2 separate regions of the Homo sapiens genome follow, and region 1 is linked to region 2. A link is a loop called in an ENCODE intact Hi-C map of the cell type or tissue named here. Cell type or tissue: mammary epithelial cell. All regions are shown on one strand. Links, peaks and the distances in the headings refer to the core of each region. The heading gives the core; the rest is flanking DNA. Region 1 has its middle 24 kb from the start of BCAT2. Region 2 holds the start of KCNA7 (potassium voltage-gated channel subfamily A member 7).

Region 1 (9,845 bases), core at 593-8,592, 290 kb after region 2:
ATGCGGGGCTTAATACCAGGTGATGGGTTAACAGGTGCAGCAAACCACCATGGCACACGTTTACCCATGTAACAAACCTGCATGTCCTGCACATGTACCCCAGAACTTAAAATAAAATTAAGGCTGGGCTTGGTGGCTCATGCCTGTAATCCTAGCACTTTGGGAGGCCAAGGCAGGCTCGTCACCTGAGGTCAGGGGTTCCAGACCAGCTTGGCCAACATGTGGAAACACTGTCTCTACTAAAAATACAAAAAATAGACTGGGTGAGGTGGCTCACGCCTGTAATCCCAGCACTTTGGGAAGCCGAGATCAGGAGATCGAGACCAGCCTAGCCAACGTGGTGAAACCCCATCTCTACTAAAAATACAAAAATTATCCGGGCGTGGTGGCGCATGCCTGTAATCCCAGCTACTCGGGAGTCTAAGACAGGAGAATTGTTTGAATCCGGGAGGCAGAGGTTGCAGTGAGCCGAGATCACGCCATTGCACTCCAGCCTGGGCAACAAGAGCAAAACTCCATCTCTAAATAAATACATAAATGAAATAAAAATACAGAAAATCGCCAGGCATCATGGCGCATGCCTGTAATCCCAGCTACTTGGAAGGCTGAGGCAGGAGAACCACTTGAACCCAGGAGGCAGAGGTTGTAATGAGATGAGATCGTGCCACTGCACTCCAGCCAGTGTGACAGAGCAAGACTCTATCTCAAAAAGAAAATAAAAATAATAAAATTAAAAAAGAATTCACAAGCGTCACCCCTACATATATATATACACACATGTATATCTATAGGCTGGAGTACAGTGACGCATTCAGTGTACTGCAGTAATCACTGCAGCCTCGACCTCCCAGACTCAAACAATTCTCTCACCTCAGCCTCCCAAGCAGCTGGAATCACAGGCATGTGCCACTATGCCTGCCTAATTTTTTATTTTTATTTTTGTAGAGACAAGGTCTCAATATAATGCCCAGGCTGGTCTCAAACTCCTACGCTCAAGTGATCCGCCCATCTTATCCTCCCAAAGTGCTGGGATTACAGTCATGAGCCACTGCACTGAGCCTAATTTTATTATTTTTTATTTTTTGTAGAGACAAGGTCCCACTAGGCTGATCTCAAACGATCCTTCCACCTTGGTCTCCCAGTGTTGAGGTTACAGGCACGAGCCACCACCCCCAGCCTAAGAGACTATCATCAATGATTTTTTTTTCTTTTTTCTTTTCTAGAGCAGGTACAATGTAATCAATTATTATTATTATTATTAAGACCGAGTCTTGCTCTGTCACCAAGCTGGAGTGCAGAGGCATGATCTTGGCTCACTGCAACCTCTGCCTCCTGGGTTCAAGCAATTGTCCTGTCTCAGCCTCCCGAGTAGCTAGGACTACAGTTGTGTGTCATCACACTCAGCTAATTTTTTTTTTTTTGTTATTTTAGTAGAGAAGGGGTTTTACCATGTTGGCCAGGATGGTCTCTATCGCTTGACCTCACGATCCACCTGCCTCGGCCTCCCAAAGTGCTGGGATTATAGGCGTGAGCCACCGTGCCTGGCCATCAATTTATTATGATGATGATGATGATTTTTGAGATGGAGTCTCAGTCTGTCACCCAGGCCAGAGTGCAGTGGCGCAATCTTAGCTCACTGCAATCTCTGCCTCCTGGGTTCAAGCGATTCTTTTGCCTCAGCCTCTCGAGTAGCTGGGATTACAGGTGCCCGCCACCAAGCCCGGCTAATTTCTTTTTTTTTTTTTTTTTGAGATGCAGTCTCACTCTGTCACCCAGGCTGCAGTGCAGTGGCGCCATCTCGGCTCACTGCAAGCTCCGCCTCCAGGGTTCACGCCATTCTTCCTGCCTCAGCCTCCCGAGTACCTGGGACTACAGGCGCCCGCCACCACGCCCAGCTAAATTTTTTGTATTCTTAGTAGAGACGGGGTTTCACCGTGTTAGCCAGGATGGTCTCGATCTCCTGACCTTGTGATCCACCCGCCTCGGCCTCCCGACGTGCTGGGATTACAGGCGTGAGTCACCGCGCCCGGCCTTTTTTTTGGTATTTTTAGTAGAGATGGGGTTTCACCATGTTGGCCAGGCTGGTCTGGAACTCCTGACCTCAGGTGATCCGCCCGCCTCAGCCTCCCAACGTGCTGGGATTACAGGCGTGAGCCACCGTGCTCAGCCTCAGTGATTTTTGAGAATGTGAAGGGGTCTTGGGACCAAAGGGTTCAAGAACTGCTATCCATGAGCAGTGCTGGGCACACAGTGAGTAGGTGTGAGTGTTGGCGCTGCAGCTCACTTTGGAAAATAACTTTGTGTTGGTGCCTCATGCCTGTAATCCCAGCATTCTGGGAGGCCAAGGCAGGAGGATTACTTGAGCCCAGGAGTTCGAGACCACCCTGGGCAACATAGTGAGACCCCCCCTCCTCTACAAAAAATAAAAAAATTAGCTGCATGTGGTGGCGTGTGCCTATGGTCCCAGCTATTCGGTAGGCTGAGATAGGAGGATGGGTTTAGGCCAAGAATTCCAGGTTGCAGTGAGCTGTGTTCATGCCGCTGCACTCCAGCCTGGGTAACAGAGCAAGACCCTGTCTCAAAAAAAAAAAAAAAAAAGAAAGAAAGAAAGAAAGAAAAAGAAAAAAAAGAGTCCAATTCTGTGAGAAAATGAATATCTGCAAAGAATAATTTTTTTTTTTTTTTTGAGATGGAGTCTCGCTCTGTCACCCAGGCTGCAGTGCAGTGGCGCCATCTCGGTTCACTGCAAGCTCCGCCTCCCGGGTTCACGCCGTTCTCCTGCCTCAGCCTCCCCAGTAGCTGGGACTATAGGCGCCCGCCACGACGCCTGCCTAATTTTTTGTATTTTTAGTAGAGACGGGGTTTCACCATGTTAGCCAGGATGGTCTCGATCTCCTGACCTTGTGATCCTCCAGCCTCGGCCTCTTAAAGTGCTGGGATTACAGGTGTGAGCCACCAGGCCCAGCCAGATTAAATCTTTAATTATAATTTAATTATATAAGACTTAGGGTACTATAGGCCTTCATGGCTTTAGAAAACATTTTTCAAAATATTTAAAGACATTTTCATGCTTAAGGATGTCTTCATTTTAAAATAACAAACAGGACTAGGCGCCGTGGCTCACGCCAGTAATCCCAGCATTTTGGGAGGCCGAGGTGGGTGGATCACCTGAGGCCAGGAGTTTGAGACCAGCCTGGTGAACATGGCGAGACCCCTGTCTCTACTAAAAATAGAAAAATTAGCCGGGTGTGGTGGCGGGCACCTGTAATCTCAGCTACTCTGGAGGCTGAGGCAGGAGAATCACTTGAACCTGGGAGGTGGAGGCTGCAGTGAGCTGAGATCACAACGCTGCACTCCAGCCTAGGCAACAGAACAATACTCTGTCTCAAGAAAAATAAATAAGTGTGTGTGTGTGTGTGTGTGTGCGCCCAAGATTAGGACACAAAGAATCACACAGGCATAATGGGGCCTAAAAACTGTTTTTTTTTTTTAACTGTTTTTTTTTTTTTTTTTTTTTGAGATGGAGTCTCGCTCTGCCGCCCAGGCTAGAGTGCAATGGCGTGATCTCGGCTCACTGCAACCTCCGCCTCCCAGGTTCAAGCAATTCTCCTGCTTCAGACTCCCGAGTAGCTGGGACTACAGGTGTGAGCCACCACACCGGGCTAATTTTTGTATTTTTAGTAGAGACGGGGTTTCACCATGTTGGCCAGGCTGATCTTGAAGTCCTGATCTCAGGTCATCCTCCTGCCTCAGCCTCCTAAAATGCTGGGATTAAGCCATGAGCCACTGCGCCCGGCCGTTAAACTGTTTTATAAGCTCTGTGTGTGTGTGTGTGTGTGTGTGTGTGTGTGTGTGTGTGTGTGTGCTTAAGACAGTCTTTCTCTGTCACTTAAAAAAAAACCTGGTAAATAGCGGGCCCTACCTTTCCTACTGAAAAATAAATAAATAAATAAAATAATAAATCCAGGTAAATACATCTCAGCTGTAATAACCCAGCCACAGCGTGCTGTGTGTCAGGCCACGCTGTGGTGTGCCTGCAGCACCATCTGGTGGTCAGTGTTGAGTATAAAGTCAAAGGCCAAAAGAGGAGAAGGCCGGGCGCAGTGGCTCACACCTGTGATCCCAGCACTTTCCGAGGCCGAGGCGGGAAGATCACTTGAGGTCTGGAGTTTGAGACCAGCCTGGCCAACATAGTGAAGCCAGCCTGGCAGGAGAATCCCTTGAACCCGGGAGGCAGAGTTTGCAATGAGCTAAGATTGAGCCACTGCACTCCAGCCTGGGTGACAGAGTGACACTGTGTCTCAAAATAAATAAATAAGTAAACTAAAAATAAAAAATGGAAAACTAAGGAAAGAGGCAATTTACAGAGTGAGTCTCCAAATACAATTTCATCAGTTAGCAATGTGTAAAAATTAAAGTAGAGCTTCCTCTTCAAAGAGACTTTCCTCCTCGTCTACTTAGGAATAAATAGTAACTTCTCTTAGACGCAAAATGTATTCAAAGACCTGTGCTAACATTCTTAAATATCTGCTAGCCGTAATAAAGAAATCAGTGTACTTTATGTTTTTAGCTCCCACAATTTACCCTAAATATTTGCCCTGGCATGCTTATACTGGTCCAAGCAAGCATTAGGTCACAGCCTGTTCCTCTTCCTTATTTGAAGGTGTTTTTACCTTTCTCAGCATTCCACAAGTCACTTCCCCCTTCCTTTGTTCTCCTCTGCCTTTGCCTCTTTTAAAAAGTTCCAAGTTGCTAGCCAGTTGGGACAAATACAGAATGTGAGGTCCCGTTCCAGCCAATGGAAACCCGACACGGCAGTAGAGTGGATGCGTCAGGTTATAAATGACCCTGTCTCCTTTGTTCGTTGTACTCTTGTGGCAAAACTGCTGGCGAGTGTACCTTTTCTGCAGAAAGTAAAAATGGCCTTGCTGGCCGGGCTCAGTGGCTCATGCCTGTAATCCCAGCACTTTGGGAGGTCAAGGCGGGCGGATCACCTGAGGTCAGGAGTTTGAGACCAGCCTGACCAACATGGAGAAACCCCGTCTCTACTAAAAATACAATATTAGCCGGGCGTGGTGGTGCATGCCTGTAATCCCAGCTACTCGGGAGGCTGAGACAGGAGAATTGCTTGAACCTCGGAAGCCGAGGGTGCAGTGAGCTGAGATTGTGCCATTGCACTCCAGCCTGGGCAACAAGATCGAAACTCCATCTCAAAAAATAAAAATAAAAATAAAAATGGCCTTGCTGAGGAAATTAATGTTCAAGTGCTATGTCTTTTTTTTTTTTTTTTGAGGCGGAGTCTCACTCCGTTGCCCAGGCTGGAGTGCAGTGGCACGATCTCGGCTCACTGCAAGCTCCGCCTCCCAGGTTCACGCCATTCTCCTGCCTTAGCCTCCCAAGTAGCTGGGACTACAGGCACCTGCCACCACGCCTGGCTAATTTTTTTTTGTATTTTTATTAGAGACGGGGTTTCAACGTGTTAGCCAGGATGGTCTCTATCTCCTGACCTTGTGATCCACCCGCCTCGGCCTCCCAAAGTGCTGGGATTACAGGCGTGAGCCACCGCGCCCGGCCTCAAGTGCTATTTCTTTATGGCACCAAGGAATAAGCATTTCTAACAAATGTGTGAGTGGTTAAAACCATTTTTAGGGCATTATACAAGTTTACAAACATCTCAAGGGATGAGTGTTTGGAAAGACTCCCCTGAGGTGATGTAACACTGGCTGGCTGATCATAGTGGCTCAAGTTTGTAATCCTAGCACTTTGGGAGGCCGAGGCGGGTGGATCACCTGAGGTCAGGAGTTGGAGACCAGCCTGGCCAACATGGTGAAACCCTGTCTCTACTAAAAATACAAAAATTGGCCCAGTGTGGTGGTGGGCAGTAATCCCAGGTACTCAGGAGGCTGAGGCAGGAGAATCACTTGAACCCCGGAGGCACAGGTTGCAGTGAGCCGAGATTGTGCCATTGCACTCCAGCCTGGGCGACAGAGTGAGACTCCATCTCAAAAAAAAAAAAAAAAAAAAAAATAGAAACACTGGCTTAGGCAGGGCGCGGTGGCTCACATGTGTATTCCCAGCTTTTTGGGAGACCGAGGCAGACAGATCACTTGAGGTCAGGGGTTCGAGTCCGGCCTGGCCAACATGGGGAAACCCTGCCTCCACTAAAAACACAAAAATTAGCCAGGCTTGGTGGCAGGTGTCTGTAATCCCAGCTATTTGAGAGGCTGAGGCGAGAGATTCGCTTGATCCCAGGAGGCAGAGTTTGCAGTGAGCCAAGATGACACCACTGCACTCCAGCCTGAGTTAGACTCCATCTCAAAAAAGAAGAAAACAAAACAAAACAGAAACACTGGCTTAGGCATTTATGAAAAACCCACAGCAAACATCCTACTCAATGGTGAAAGACTGACAATACACAAAAGAAAGAAAGAAATTCGTAACAGACATAAATGGAAAGACATCCCAAGTTTATAGACTGGAAGACAATAGTATTAAGATGACGATGCAGCTGGGCACGGTAGCTCATGCCTATAATCCCAGCATTTTGGGAGGCTGAGGCAGGAGGATTGCTGGAGCCCAGGAGTTTAAGATCAGCCTTGGCAACTGATATGGTTTGGCTCTGTGTCCCCACTGAAATCTCATTATGAATTATAATCTCAGCGGGTCCAGGGAGGGACATGGTGGGAGGTAACTGGATCGTGGGGGCAGTTTCCCCCATGCTGTTCTCGTAGTCATGAGTGAGTTCGCACAAGATCTGATGGTTTGAAACTGTGGTGGTTCCCTCCTCTAGCTCTTTCTCCCTCCTGCCACTATATAAGACGTGCCTTGCTTCCCCTTCCCCTTTTGCTATGATTGTAAGTCTCCTGAGGACTCCCCAGCCCTGTGGAACTGTGAGTCAATTAAACCTCTTTTCTTTATAAATTACCCAGTCTCGGGTAGTTAGTTTTAACAGCATGCACCTGGTCTCTACAACAACAACAACAAAAACTTAGCTGGGTATGGTGGCACCTGCCTGCAGTCCCAACTACTGAGAAGGCTGAGGTGGGAGGATTGCTTGAGCACGAGGTCGAGGTTGCAGTGAGCCATGGGGTCGTGCCACCACACTCCAGCCTGGGCAACACAGTAAGGGCCTGTCTCAAAAAAAAAAAAAAAAAGTGATCTAGTAACTGAATTTAATCCATATCAAAATTTGAACATCTGGCTGGGCGGGGTGGCTCACAACTGTAAATCCCAGCACTTTGGGAGGCTGAGGTGGGCGGATCACCTGAGGTCAGGAGTTCAAGACCAGCCTGGCCGACATGATGAAACCCCGTCTCTACTAAAAATACAAAAATTAGCCAGGCATGATGATGCCTGTAATTCCAGCTACTTGGGAGGCTGAGGCATGAGAATCACTTGAACCCGGGAGGTGGACGTAGCAGTGAGCTGAGATCGCACCACTGCACTCTAGCCTGGGTGACAGAGAGAGACTCCATCTCAAACAAACAAACAAAACGTGCAGAATGCTAAAGACTAAGCAAATAAGTAATAGCTACCATGTCCAGAGGCTTCCTCTAAGCCCGCTAGAAGGCACTGCCCTACAGTATTTCTCTCGTTTCCACTTGTGCAGATAAGAATACTGAAATTCAGAAGTCTCCTGCCCCTGGTTACTCCAGTAGTAAGAGGTGGGGGAACTCAGGCTCTCTCTCTTCATTGCCCACATCCTGAACCACTGCTCATGTTATATGCCCATATTTTGCATGTAAATTCAAAAGATTTAGGCGTCAGGTCCCGATCCTTTAACCCCTGGTTACCAGTCCCTGTTCTAGTCCACCCCTCAGGAGGAGGCAGCTGGAGTATCTGAGGTCAGTCACACGTGCAGTCTGCCATGCTTACATGACCAACACTTGTTTAAAATTTTGTCCCCCGGACTGCGCACGGTGCCTCACGAATGTAATCCCAGCACTTTGAGAGGCCGAGGCGGGCAGATTCCTTGAGCCCAGGAGTTCGGGACTAGCCTGGGCAACATGGCAAAACCCCGTCTCTACTAAAAATACAAAAATTAGGCCCAGCATGGTGGTGGCTCACGCCTGTAATCCTAGAACTTTGGGAGGCCGAGGCAGGCGGATCACAAGGTCCAAGAGTTTGAGAACAGCCTGGCCAACATCATGAAACCCCATCTCTACTAAAAATACAAAAAGTAGCCCGGCATGGTGGCAGGTGCCTATAATCCCAGCTACCCAGGAGGCTGAGGCAGGAGAATCGCTTGAACCCAGGAGGCAGAGGTTGCAGTGAGCCGAGACTGCGCCATTGCTCTCCAGCCTGGGCAACAGGGCGAGACTCCGTCTCAAAAAAAACAAAAAACAAAAACCAAAAATTAGCCAGGCAGAGTGGCGGGCGCCTGTAGTTGCAGCTACTTGGGAGGCTGGAGCAGGAGAATCACTTGAACCCAGGAGGCGGAAGCTGCAATGAGCCGAGATCACGCCGCTGCACTCCAGCCTGGGTGACAGAGTAAGACTTCGTCTCAAAAATAAATAAATACATAAATAAATAAAAATTAAAAAATTAGCCAGGTGTGATGGCGTACCCTTGTAATCCCAGCTACTCGTGAGGCATGAGAATAGCTTGAACCTGGGAGGTTGAGTCTGCAGTGAGCCGAAATCATGACACTGCATTTCAGCCTGGGTGACAAAGCAAGACTCAAAAAAAAAAAAAAAATTTTTTTTTCATCCTAAGATCTGGGGTGAGACTCCCTGGTTGGCAATACTGCATGCGTTTTGGCACACGTCATTACCGGGAGAATTGAGCACTGTCTAGAACTCCACTGGGGGAGGACATCTGAAAGCTCACGCCTGGTGTCTCCTGGACTCTGCCCCATCCACGTTTTCCCTTGGCTGATGATGACGATGATGATGACGATGATGATGATGATGATTATTATTATTATTTTGAGACGGAGTCTCGCTCTGTCGCCCAGGCTGGAGTGCAGTGGTGCGATCTTGGCTCACTGCAACCTCCGCCTCCTGGGTTCATGCCATTCTCCTGCCTCAGCCTCCCGAGTAGCTGGGATTCCAGGCGTGTGCCACCACGCCCAGCTAATTTTTTGTATTTTTTAGTAGAGACAGGGTTTCACCATGTTGGTCAGCTGGTCTTGAACTCCTGACCTCAGGTGATCCACCTGCCTTGGACTCCCAAAGTGCTAGGATTACAGGCGTGAGCCACCACGCCCGGCGTACAGTTTAAATTTATAAACATAAAAGAATTTGGGGGCCAGGCGCGGTGGCTCACGCCTGTAATCCTAGCCCTTTGGGAGAACGAGGCGGGCAGATCGCTTGAGCTCAGAAGCTCGAGACCAGCCTGGGCAACATGGCAAAACCCCATTTCTACAAAAAATTTAAAAATTAGCTGAGCGTGGTAGCGAGTACCTGTAATCCCAGATACTCGGGAGGCTGAGGTGGGGGATCGCTTGAGTCCAGGAGTTCCAGGTTGCAGTGAGCAGAGATCGCGCCACTGCCCTCCATCCTGGGCGACAGAGTCAGACCTTGTTTCAATAAATAAATAAATAAATAAATAAATAAATAAATAAATAAATAAATAAATAAATAAGGTGAGGGGGGTATTTCTGAAATGACGTGGAAGCTCGGATTCTTTTTTCCAGAAGCCTCAGTTCAGAGTCTTTTCCAAGGGCCGGTTGCGGAGTTTGAGGATAGAGCACTAAGAGCACCCAATAGGAATGACTGAAAGCCCATGACGTCACTAGTGGCTGGGCAACAGCTCCAGAGTGCCTCTCGCTGACCTGCTTCGGGAAGTGGCCCCCGGTTCGCGTCACATGCCAGCCCCTGGCCTGCGTCACAGACCAGGATACA
Region 2 (9,845 bases), core at 950-8,949:
TAATCCTAGCGCTTTGGGAGGCTGAGGCCAGAGGATTGTTTGAGCCCAGGAATTTAAGATCGGCCTGGACAACATAGTGAGACCTTATCTCTACCAAAAATTTTAAAGAAAATTAGCCGGGCATGGTGGCGCACACCTGTAATCTCAACTACTCAGGAGGCTGAAGCAGAAGACTTGCTTGAACCCAGGAGGCGGAGGTTGCAGTGAACCGAGATCGCACCACTGCACTCCAGCCTGGGCAACAGAGTGAGATTCTGTCTCAAAAAATAAATAAAATAGGCCGGGCGCGGTGGCTCACGCCTGTAATCCCAGCACTTTGGGAGGCCGAGGCGGGCGGATCACGAGGTCAGGAGATCGAGACCATCCCGGCTAAAACGGTGAAACCCCGTCTCTACTAAAAATACAAAAAAATTAGCCGGGCGTAGTGGCGGGCGCCTGTAGTCCCAGCTACTTGGGAGGCTGAGGCAGGAGAATGGCGTGAACCCGGGAGGCGGAGCTTGCAGTGAGCCGAGATCCCGCCACTGCACTCCAGCCTGGGCGACAGAGCGAGACTCCGTCTCAAAAATAAATAAATAAATAAAATAAAATAAAATAAAACAAATGCTACCATAACCTCAGAGAATGACTCTGAGGAATTGGAGAGTCTGACTGTATTATTTTCTTGTTGCCGCTACAACAACTTACCACGAACTTAGTGGCTTAAAACAACACAAGTTTATTAGAATGCAATTCTAGAGGTTAGACGTCGAAAACAGGGCTCTGTTTCCTCTGGAGGCTCTAGGGGAGAGTCTGTTTCCTTGCCTTTTCAAGCTTCGGGAAGCCGCCCCCATTCCTTGGCTCATGGCCGTTCCTCCGTCTTCAAACTTCAAAGCCAGCACCATGGCATCCTCTCTTCTCTGACCTCTATGTCCATCCTCACATCTTCCATGAATCAGACCTTCCTGCATCCCTCTTTTTTTTTGATTTTTTATTTGTGAGACAGAGTCTCACTCTGTTGCCCAGGCTGGAGTGCGGTGGCTCAATCTCAGTGCACTGCAGCCTCCACCTTCTGGGTTCAAGTGATTCTCCTGCCTCAGCCTCCCCAGTCGCTGGGATTACAGGCGCCCACCACCATGTCCAGCTAATTTTTGTTATTTTTAGTAGGGATGGGGTTTTGCCATGTTGGCCGGTCTGGTCTTGAACTCCTGGCCTCAGGTGATCCACCTGCCTCAGGCTCCCAAAGTGCTGGGATTACAGGAGTGAGCCACTGCACCCAGCCACGTCCCTCTTTTAAAGACCCTTATGATTAGTGGGCCTACCCAAATGATCCAAGATAATATCCCTAACTCATCAGCCTTAATTTTTTATCTTTTATTTTTTTGAGACAGGGTCTTGCTTTGTCACCCAGGCTGGAGTGCAGTGGTGTGATCATAGCTCACTGCAGCTTTGACTTCCTTGGCTCAAATGACCCTTCCACCTCAGCCTCCCAAGTAGCTGGATTACTGATGTGCATGACCACACCTGGCTTTTTGTTTTGTTTTGTTTTTGAGACAGAGTCTCACTCTGTTGCCCAGGCTGGAGTGCAGTGGTGCCATCTCAGGTCACTGCAACCTCCACCTCCCAGGTTCAAGTGATTCTCCTACCTCAGCCTCCAGAGTAGCTGGGATTACAGGCGCGAGCCACCCGGCCCAGCTTATTTTTGTATTTTTAGTAGAAATGGGGTTTCACCATGTTTACTAGGTTTGTCTTGAACTCCTGACCTCAGGCAATCCAGCCACCTCGGCCTCCCAAAGTGATGGGATTATAGGAGTGAGCCACTGTGCCTGACCCACCTTTTAAGTTTTGTTCTAACTTCCTGAGCAAAAAAATGGCACCTTGGCTGGGTGCGGTGGTGCACGCCTATAATCTCAGCACTTTGGGAGGCCAAGTCAAGTGGATCACTTAAGGTCAGGAGTTCGAGACCAGCCTAGCCAACATGGTGAAACCTCATCTCTACTAAAAATACAAAAATTAGGTTGGGTGTGGTGGCTCACGCTTGTGATCCCAGCACTTTGGGAGGCCGAGGTGGGCGGATCATGAGGTCAGAAGTTCGAGACCAGCCTGGCCAACATGGTGAAACCCCATCTCTACTAAAAATACAAAAATTAGCCTGGTGTGGTTGCGCACACCTGTAATCCCAGCTACTCAGGAGGCTGAGGCAGGAGAATCACTTGAACCCAGGAGGTGGAGGTTGCAGTGAGCCGAGATCACACCACTGCACTCCAGCCTGGGCGACAGAGCAAGGCTCCATCTCAAAAAAAAAAAAAAAAAAAAAAAAAAAGGCTGGGCATGGTGGCTCACGCCTGTAATCCCAGCACTTTGGGAGGCCAAGGTGGGTGGATCACGAGGTCAGGAGATTGAGACCATCCTGGCTAACACGGTGAAACCCCGTCTCTACTAAAAATACAAAAAATTAGCCAGGCGTAGTGGCGGGCGCCTGTAGTCCCAGCCACTCGGGAGGCTGTGGCAGGAGAATGGCATGAACCTGGGAGGTGGAGCTTGCAGTGAGCTGAGATCGTGCCACTGCACTCCAGCCTGGGCAACAAGAGCGAGACTGTGACTCAAAAAAAAAAAAAAAAAAAAAAAAAAAAACGAGAATGGGAGAAAATAGGAGACAGAGACCAGAAAGATGGTGGACAGAGAGAGATAGAGAAGGCCAAAGACCGTGAAATAAATGGACACAGACCCAGACAGAGGGAAGATAGAGACCTAGAGAGAGGGACATAGAAGTCCAGGGGACATAGAATCCCAGACAGGGTGGGTGCAGTGGCTTACACCTGTAATCCTAGCACTTGGAGAGGCCTAGTACGGTGGATTGCTTGGGCTCAGGAGTAGAAGAGCAGCGTGGGCAACATAGCAAGACCCTGTCTCTACAAAAATTACAAAAAATAGCCATGCATGGTGGCTCACGCCTATAGTCCCAGTTACTTAGAAGAGGTGGGAGGGGCCAGGTGGGGTGGCTCATGCCTGTAATCTCAGCACTTTGGGAGGCCAAGGTGGGCGTATCACCTGAGGTCAGGAGTTCGAGACCAGACTGATCAACATGGAGAACATGTATTTTAGTCTCTACTAAAAATACAAAATTAGCTGGGCATGGTGACACATGCCTGCAATCCCAGCTACTTGAGAGGCTGAGGCAGGAGAATCACTTGAACCTGGGAGGCGGAGGCTGTGGTAAACCGAGATTGCACCATTGCACTCCAGCCTGGGTGACAAGAGCGAAACTCCGTCTCAAAAAAAAAAAAAAAAAAAAGAAGTGGGAGGATCGTTTGAGCCCAGAAAGTCGAGGCTGCAGTGAGCCAAGATTGTGCCACTAGACTCCAGCCTGGGCAACAGACTGAGACCCTGTCTCAAAAAATAAAGAAAGAAAGAAAGAGAGAGAGAAAGAAAGAAAAGAAAAGGGCCGGGTGAGGTGGCTCATGCCTGTAATCCCAGCACTTTGGGAGGCCGAGGCGGGCAGATCACCTGAAGTCAGGAGTTCAAGACCAGCCTGGCCAACATGGCAAAACCTTGTCTCTACTAAAAATACAACAATTGTAGGGTCCAGCCCCACAGGGTCGGTGGGTTTTTCTCCGTTTGCAGAGACGAGAGATTGTGGAAATAAAGACACAAGACAAAGAGATAAAAGAAAAGACAGCTGGGCCCGGGGAACCACCACCACCAAGACACAGAGACCGGTAGTGGCCCCGAATGCCTGGCTGTGCTGATATTTATTGGATATAAGACAAAGAGGCAGGGTGAGGAGTGTGAGACATCTCCAAGGATAGGTAAGGTCCCCTGGGTCACGTATCCACTGGACAGGGAGCCCTTCCCTGCCTGGCAGCCGAGGCAGAGAGAGAGGAGAAAGAGAGACAGCTTACGCCATTATTTCTGCATATCAGAGACTTTTAGTACTTTCACTAATTTGCTACTGCTATCTAGAAGGCAGAGCCAGGTGTACAGGATGGAACATGAAAGCGGACTAGGAGCTGAAGCACAGCATCACAGGGAGATGGTTAGGCCTCTGGGTAACTGCGGGTGAGCCTGACTGATGTCAGGCCCTCCACAAGAGGTGGAGGGGTAGAGTCTTCTCTAAACTCCCCCAGGGAAAGAGAGACTCCCTTTCCTGGTCTGCTAAGTAGCGGGTGGTTTTCCTTGGCACTGAGGCTACCACTAGACCATGGTCCACTTGGCAACGGGCGTGTTCCCAGACGCTGGTGTTACCGCTAGACCAAGGAGCCCTCTGGTGGCCCTGTCCAGGCATAACAGAAGGCTCGCACTCTTGTCTTCTGGTCACTTCTCGCTATGTCCCCTCAGCTCCTATCTCTGTATGGCCTGGTTTTTCCTAGGTTATGATTGTAGAGCGAGGATTATTATAATATTGGAATAAAGAGTAATTGCTACAAACTAATGATTAATGATATTCATATATAATCATATCTATGATCTATATCTACTATAACTATTCTTATTTTATATATTTTATTATACTGGAACAGCTCGTGCCCTCGGTCTCTTGCCTCGGCACCTGGGTGGCTTGCCGCCCACAAACAATTAGCCGCGTGTGGTGGGCGCCTGTAATCCCAGCTACTCCAGAGGCTAAGGCAGGAGAATTGCTTGAATTCAGGAGGCGGAGGTTGCAGTGAGCCAAGATCGCAACACTGCACTCTAGCCTGGGCGACTGCAAGACTCCGTCTCAAGAAAAAGAAAAAGAAAGAAAAGGCCGGGTGCAGTGGCTCACGTCTGTAATCCCAGAACTTTGGGAGGCCAAGGCAGGCGGTCACGAGGTCAGGAGTTCGAGACCAGCCTGGCCAACATGGTGAAACCCTGTCTCTACTAAAAATACAAAAATTAGGTGGGTGTGGTGACGGGTGCCTGGAGTCCCAGCTACTCAGGAGACTGAGGCAGGAGAATCGCTTGAAACTGGCAGGCGGAGGTTGCAGTGAGCTGAGATCACGTCCCCACACTCTAGCCTGGACAACAAGAGGGAAACTCCTCTCAAGAAAAAAAAAAAAAGAAAGAAAGAAAGAAGAAAAGAAGAGAGAAGGAATGGAAGGAAGGAAGACAGGAAGAGAAAGAGTGCCAGGATTAGCAGGGCGTTCGAACCCTTAGTACCTACCTCTCTCCACACCCCCAGCAGAGGGCGACCAGGACTTCTTTCCTGGGAGTCTCAGTGATCAAACCCCTCCACTTCCCCCAAGCCCATCTGATGGAGCTATTTTTATGCAGTGTCACCGGACACCAGTGGCTAGAAGGCCACCGTCTTGTCTCTGCGCCCTTCAGTTCCTGAAAATGACCCTGTGGCATCTCCCCGGCCCACACCCCCAACCCCCGCCCGTTCCGGCAAGACCAGACTCCTTTTGCCAGAGTCATAGCCGCAGCTCAGGTCCTGCTAGGTCTCAGAAAGTCTTGCGAAGAATCCAGGTGGAGACTCTGGAGCGAACTCTGGGGAGAGAATGGGGCGTGTGTGCACATGCTCAGTGGTTTGCAGCTGCCAGAGTGACCCTAGGATGGGACAGCCACCGGGACTGTGGCAGCACCCACATGGAGTGATGGTCAGGGAGAGATCAAGAGATATGACTCCGGAGACCCTAAGTCCTCTAGAGACCCCAAGGGGAGACCCAAAGGGGAGCGGCCGAGGAACCCTGAGACAGAGACATGGAGGGCTAAGAGATAATGAGCAAAAAGAGACCTAGAGAGGAGAGACAAAGAGACCAAGAGAGACAAGAGATAAACGGAGACAGACCAAGAGTCAAAATAAAGGCGGAGACCGAGACGTAGAGGCTGGCAGAGGGACCCATACAGAGGCCCCCAGAACGACGAATCTCAGAAATAAATGACCCATAGAGATACTCAGAGATACATCCCAAAAGAGACAGAGACCCAGAGGGGACAGCCGGACACAGACACACAAGAGAGTGAGAGACAAAGGTGCAAACAGGGCGACTCCAGGCCGGGCGCCGTGGCTCACGCTTGTAACCCCAGCAATTCGGGAGGCCAAGGAGGGCAGATCACTTGAGGTCGGGAGTACCAGACCTGCCTGGCCAACATGGTGAAACCCCTTCTCAACTAAAAAAGAAAAAAGAAAAAAAATTAGCTGGGCTTGGTGGCGCCTGTAATTCCAGCTACTAGGGAGGCTGAGGCACGAGAATCGCTTGATCCCGGGAGGTGGAGGTTGTTGCAGTGAGCCGAGATCGCGCCACTGCACTCCAGCCCGGGCGACAGAGGGAAACTGTGTCTCAAAAAAAAAAAAAAAAAAAAAGACAGAAAGAAAGAAGAAAGAGAAAAGAAAAGAGGCGACTGCAACTGAAGCCTGATTCTGACGAAACACACGCACACGGAAACTTGGAGAGACGCAGGACAGGATCCCGGCGGCAGAAGGACGGAGAGAAAGGGGACCCCGGGACGGGAAAGGCGCAGAGCAGGCGCGGGCGGCGGCGGCGGCGGGGCAGGGCAGGGCGGGCGTCCCGGCAGAGGGCGCGCGGTCGCCCTGTCGCCCTCCGCCCCGCCGGGGTCACAGTGCCCCCTCCCTCGCGCCCTAGCCGCCCTGCCGGGCTATTTTTACGCGCGGACACCGGACACCGGACACCGGGCTGGGGCGGCGGCGGCGGCGGCCGAGGCGGCCGAGGCGGGGCCGCACCGGGGCCGGGCGTCGGGGCCACACGTCGGTTCGCGGGTCGCCGGGGCTGCGCGCGCCATGGAGCCGCGGTGCCCGCCGCCGTGCGGCTGCTGCGAGCGGCTGGTGCTCAACGTGGCCGGGCTGCGCTTCGAGACGCGGGCGCGCACGCTGGGCCGCTTCCCGGACACTCTGCTAGGGGACCCAGCGCGCCGCGGCCGCTTCTACGACGACGCGCGCCGCGAGTATTTCTTCGACCGGCACCGGCCCAGCTTCGACGCCGTGCTCTACTACTACCAGTCCGGTGGGCGGCTGCGGCGGCCGGCGCACGTGCCGCTCGACGTCTTCCTGGAAGAGGTGGCCTTCTACGGGCTGGGCGCGGCGGCCCTGGCACGCCTGCGCGAGGACGAGGGCTGCCCGGTGCCGCCCGAGCGCCCCCTGCCCCGCCGCGCCTTCGCCCGCCAGCTGTGGCTGCTTTTCGAGTTTCCCGAGAGCTCTCAGGCCGCGCGCGTGCTCGCCGTAGTCTCCGTGCTGGTCATCCTCGTCTCCATCGTCGTCTTCTGCCTCGAGACGCTGCCTGACTTCCGCGACGACCGCGACGGCACGGGGCTTGCTGCTGCAGCCGCAGCCGGCCCGGTGAGAGGCGGGGCGTGGGTGGAGACGGGCGGGGTTTGGGAGGAGATGGGCGGGGTCCAGAGGGGACCTGGCCAATCATAAGGCGGGGCCAGGGGCTGCGAGGGGTGGGCCAGCCGAAGACAGGGTGGGCGGGAGGCGGGGCCTGAGGATCCGGGTCGGAGGACCTGCCCCATCAGAAGGTGGGGTTGAGGTCAGTGAGAAACCCGGCGTGAAGAGGGCAGGGCCCTTGATGCAAGGGGTAGGAGGACAGGAACCTTAAAAATCACAGCTGAGGGGGGCCAAGGAGAGCCTGAAAACTCCGGAGTCTGTGCGGCTGGGTGGTGAAAGCCAGGCCCTGAATAACTCCAGCTGAGGGTGCTGGAGCCCGAGGGGCGACAGTAGGAGGAATCTATGGAAAGAAAGCCAGGTTGAGGGGCCAGAGGAGGGGGCCTAGGGCTCGGCTTGCAGAGAAGGTCTTTTTTTTTTTATTTCCTGTGAGACAGAGTCTTGCTCTGTCGCCCAGGCTGGAGTGCAATGGCGCTATCTCGGCTCACTGCAAGGTCTGCCTCCCGGGTTCAAGCGATTCTCCTGCCTTAGCCTCCCAAGTAGCTGGGATTACAGGTGCAGGCCACCACGCCCGGCTAATTTTTGTATTTTTAGTAGAGATGGGGTTTCACCGTGTTGGCCAGGATGGTCTCTATTTCCTGACCTCGTGATCCGCCCGCCTCGGCTTCCCAAAGTGCTGGGATTACAGACGTGAGCCACCGCGCCCAGCCGCATTATACTCTGGGCTGGGACTGTGGAGGGCAAGGAAAAGCTAGGCACAAGGTGGTGGGGCCAGGGCAGGGATGCTCCCCATCTAGAAAATCAACACTGGAGGCGGGACTTTGAGAGAGAAGAGGTTGCACCCTACTCAAACATGAGTTCCCACGCATGAAGGGGCAGGGACCACGTCTCCAGCCACCCACCAGGTCAGGCAACCAGAAAGTCAGCGGCCCAGGGATGATCCCTGGGATCCTGGGAGGAAGTCTGGGATAACCAGGTCACGGAGGGCCTTGGCGCAGCGGCTACTGACCAATGTGTAAAGAGGAGCTGGGTATTTAAATGATGATTAAGGCTGTCCCCGTGTCCTAGCCCCAGCCTGACCCTCCCTGAACACTTTCCTCCCTGCAGTTCCCCGCTCCGCTGAATGGCTCCAGCCAAATGCCTGGAAATCCACCCCGCCTGCCCTTCAATGACCCGTTCTTCGTGGTGGAGACGCTGTGTATTTGTTGGTTCTCCTTTGAGCTGCTGGTACGCCTCCTGGTCTGTCCAAGCAAGGCTATCTTCTTCAAGAACGTGATGAACCTCATCGATTTTGTGGCTATCCTTCCCTACTTTGTGGCACTGGGCACCGAGCTGGCCCGGCAGCGAGGGGTGGGCCAGCAGGCCATGTCACTGGCCATCCTGAGAGTCATCCGATTGGTGCGTGTCTTCCGCATCTTCAAGCTGTCCCGGCACTCAAAGGGCCTGCAAATCTTGGGCCAGACGCTTCGGGCCTCCATGCGTGAGCTGGGCCTCCTCATCTTTTTCCTCTTCATCGGTGTGGTCCTCTTTTCCAGCGCCGTCTACTTTGCCGAAGTTGACCGGGTGGACTCCCATTTCACTAGCATCCCTGAGTCCTTCTGGTGGGCGGTAGTCACCATGACTACAGTTGGCTATGGAGACATGGCACCCGTCACTGTGGGTGGCAAGATAGTGGGCTCTCTGTGTGCCATTGCGGGCGTGCTGACTATTTCCCTGCCAGTGCCCGTCATTGTCTCCAATTTCAGCTACTTTTATCACCGGGAGACAGAGGGCGAAGAGGCTGGGATGTTCAGCCATGTGGACATGCAGCCTTGTGGCCCACTGGAGGGCAAGGCCAATGGGGGGCTGGTGGACGGGGAGGTACCTGAGCTACCACCTCCACTCTGGGCACCCCCAGGGAAACACCTGGTCACCGAAGTGTGAGGAACAGTTGAGGTCTGCAGGACCTCACACCTCCCTAGAGGGAGGGAGGGAGGGCAGGGTGGAGGGCAAGGCTGGGGGGAGGGGATTGGGTTTAGGAAGAGCTAGGTTAAGTCGTAACGAGTGGGGAAACACTGAGTCTTGTTGGGTCTTGGGTTGTGTGGTTTGGTAGCTCCTGTGGGTACCTCCTGAAGCAGCAGCGAATGGCAATGGGTTGTGTTGTGTTAATGAAGACTCAATTGGTTCATATTACTCTGAGTTGTGCAAAGCTCATGGAGCCTTTTGGGGTAGTGTTGAGATAGGTTTGGTCGTATCATTTTGTGAGTTTCCTAGGTCAGTGTTGGGTTTGGTTGGGTTGTGAGTCTGGGATAGTGTGGTCCAGCTGCATTGTGTAGGATTCTGTGGTTTGGTGGGTCCCCTAGGGCCATGTTGGGTCAAGTTAGATGGTCCCCCATGGCATTGTTGAGATCGAATGTGTGTGGTGTTAAGTTTCGTTGAGACATGGTGGAAATTGTGTAGCTCTGTGATTCTTCCAGGGGCATGTTATTTTAGGTTCTGTGAACTTGCGAGTCATGTAGAAATGTGAAGAGTCCAGTGGTAGAATTTGAGCTTTCTAGGTCACATTGGGTTA

What was found. A loop is a pair of places that touch in the nucleus more often than their neighbours do. Peaks named below come from ENCODE experiments on the same cell type or tissue, not always from the same donor. Only the 100,000 strongest peaks of a DNase experiment are listed, where the experiment ranks them.
Region 1: a loop joins it to region 2, with 25 times the contacts of the local background. A loop is called at or near these places in 7 of 110 quality-filtered maps.

The regions. Positions count from the first base shown.
Region 1 is chr19:48,782,517-48,792,361 of GRCh38, reverse strand. No RefSeq gene overlaps it. Among named protein-coding and RNA genes, the nearest start is that of BCAT2, 24 kb to the left of the region's middle. In mammary epithelial cell, for the core only: a CTCF peak has its summit at 4,047 (motif pointing left); a DNase peak (open chromatin) is centred at 4,041.
Region 2 is chr19:49,069,435-49,079,279 of GRCh38, reverse strand. It overlaps KCNA7 (potassium voltage-gated channel subfamily A member 7), which reads left to right and starts at 6,581. Exons shown (of 2, transcript NM_031886.3): 1 at 6,581-7,249; 2 at 8,402-9,845. The coding sequence starts at 6,695. The coding sequence ends at 9,217. RefSeq lists a silencer at 5,063-5,222 and enhancers at 6,689-7,188, 7,189-7,690. In mammary epithelial cell, for the core only: CTCF peaks have their summits at 4,231 (motif pointing left) and 5,145 (motif pointing right); a DNase peak (open chromatin) is centred at 5,409; H3K4me3 peaks cover 151 bases; H3K27me3 peaks cover 1,530 bases.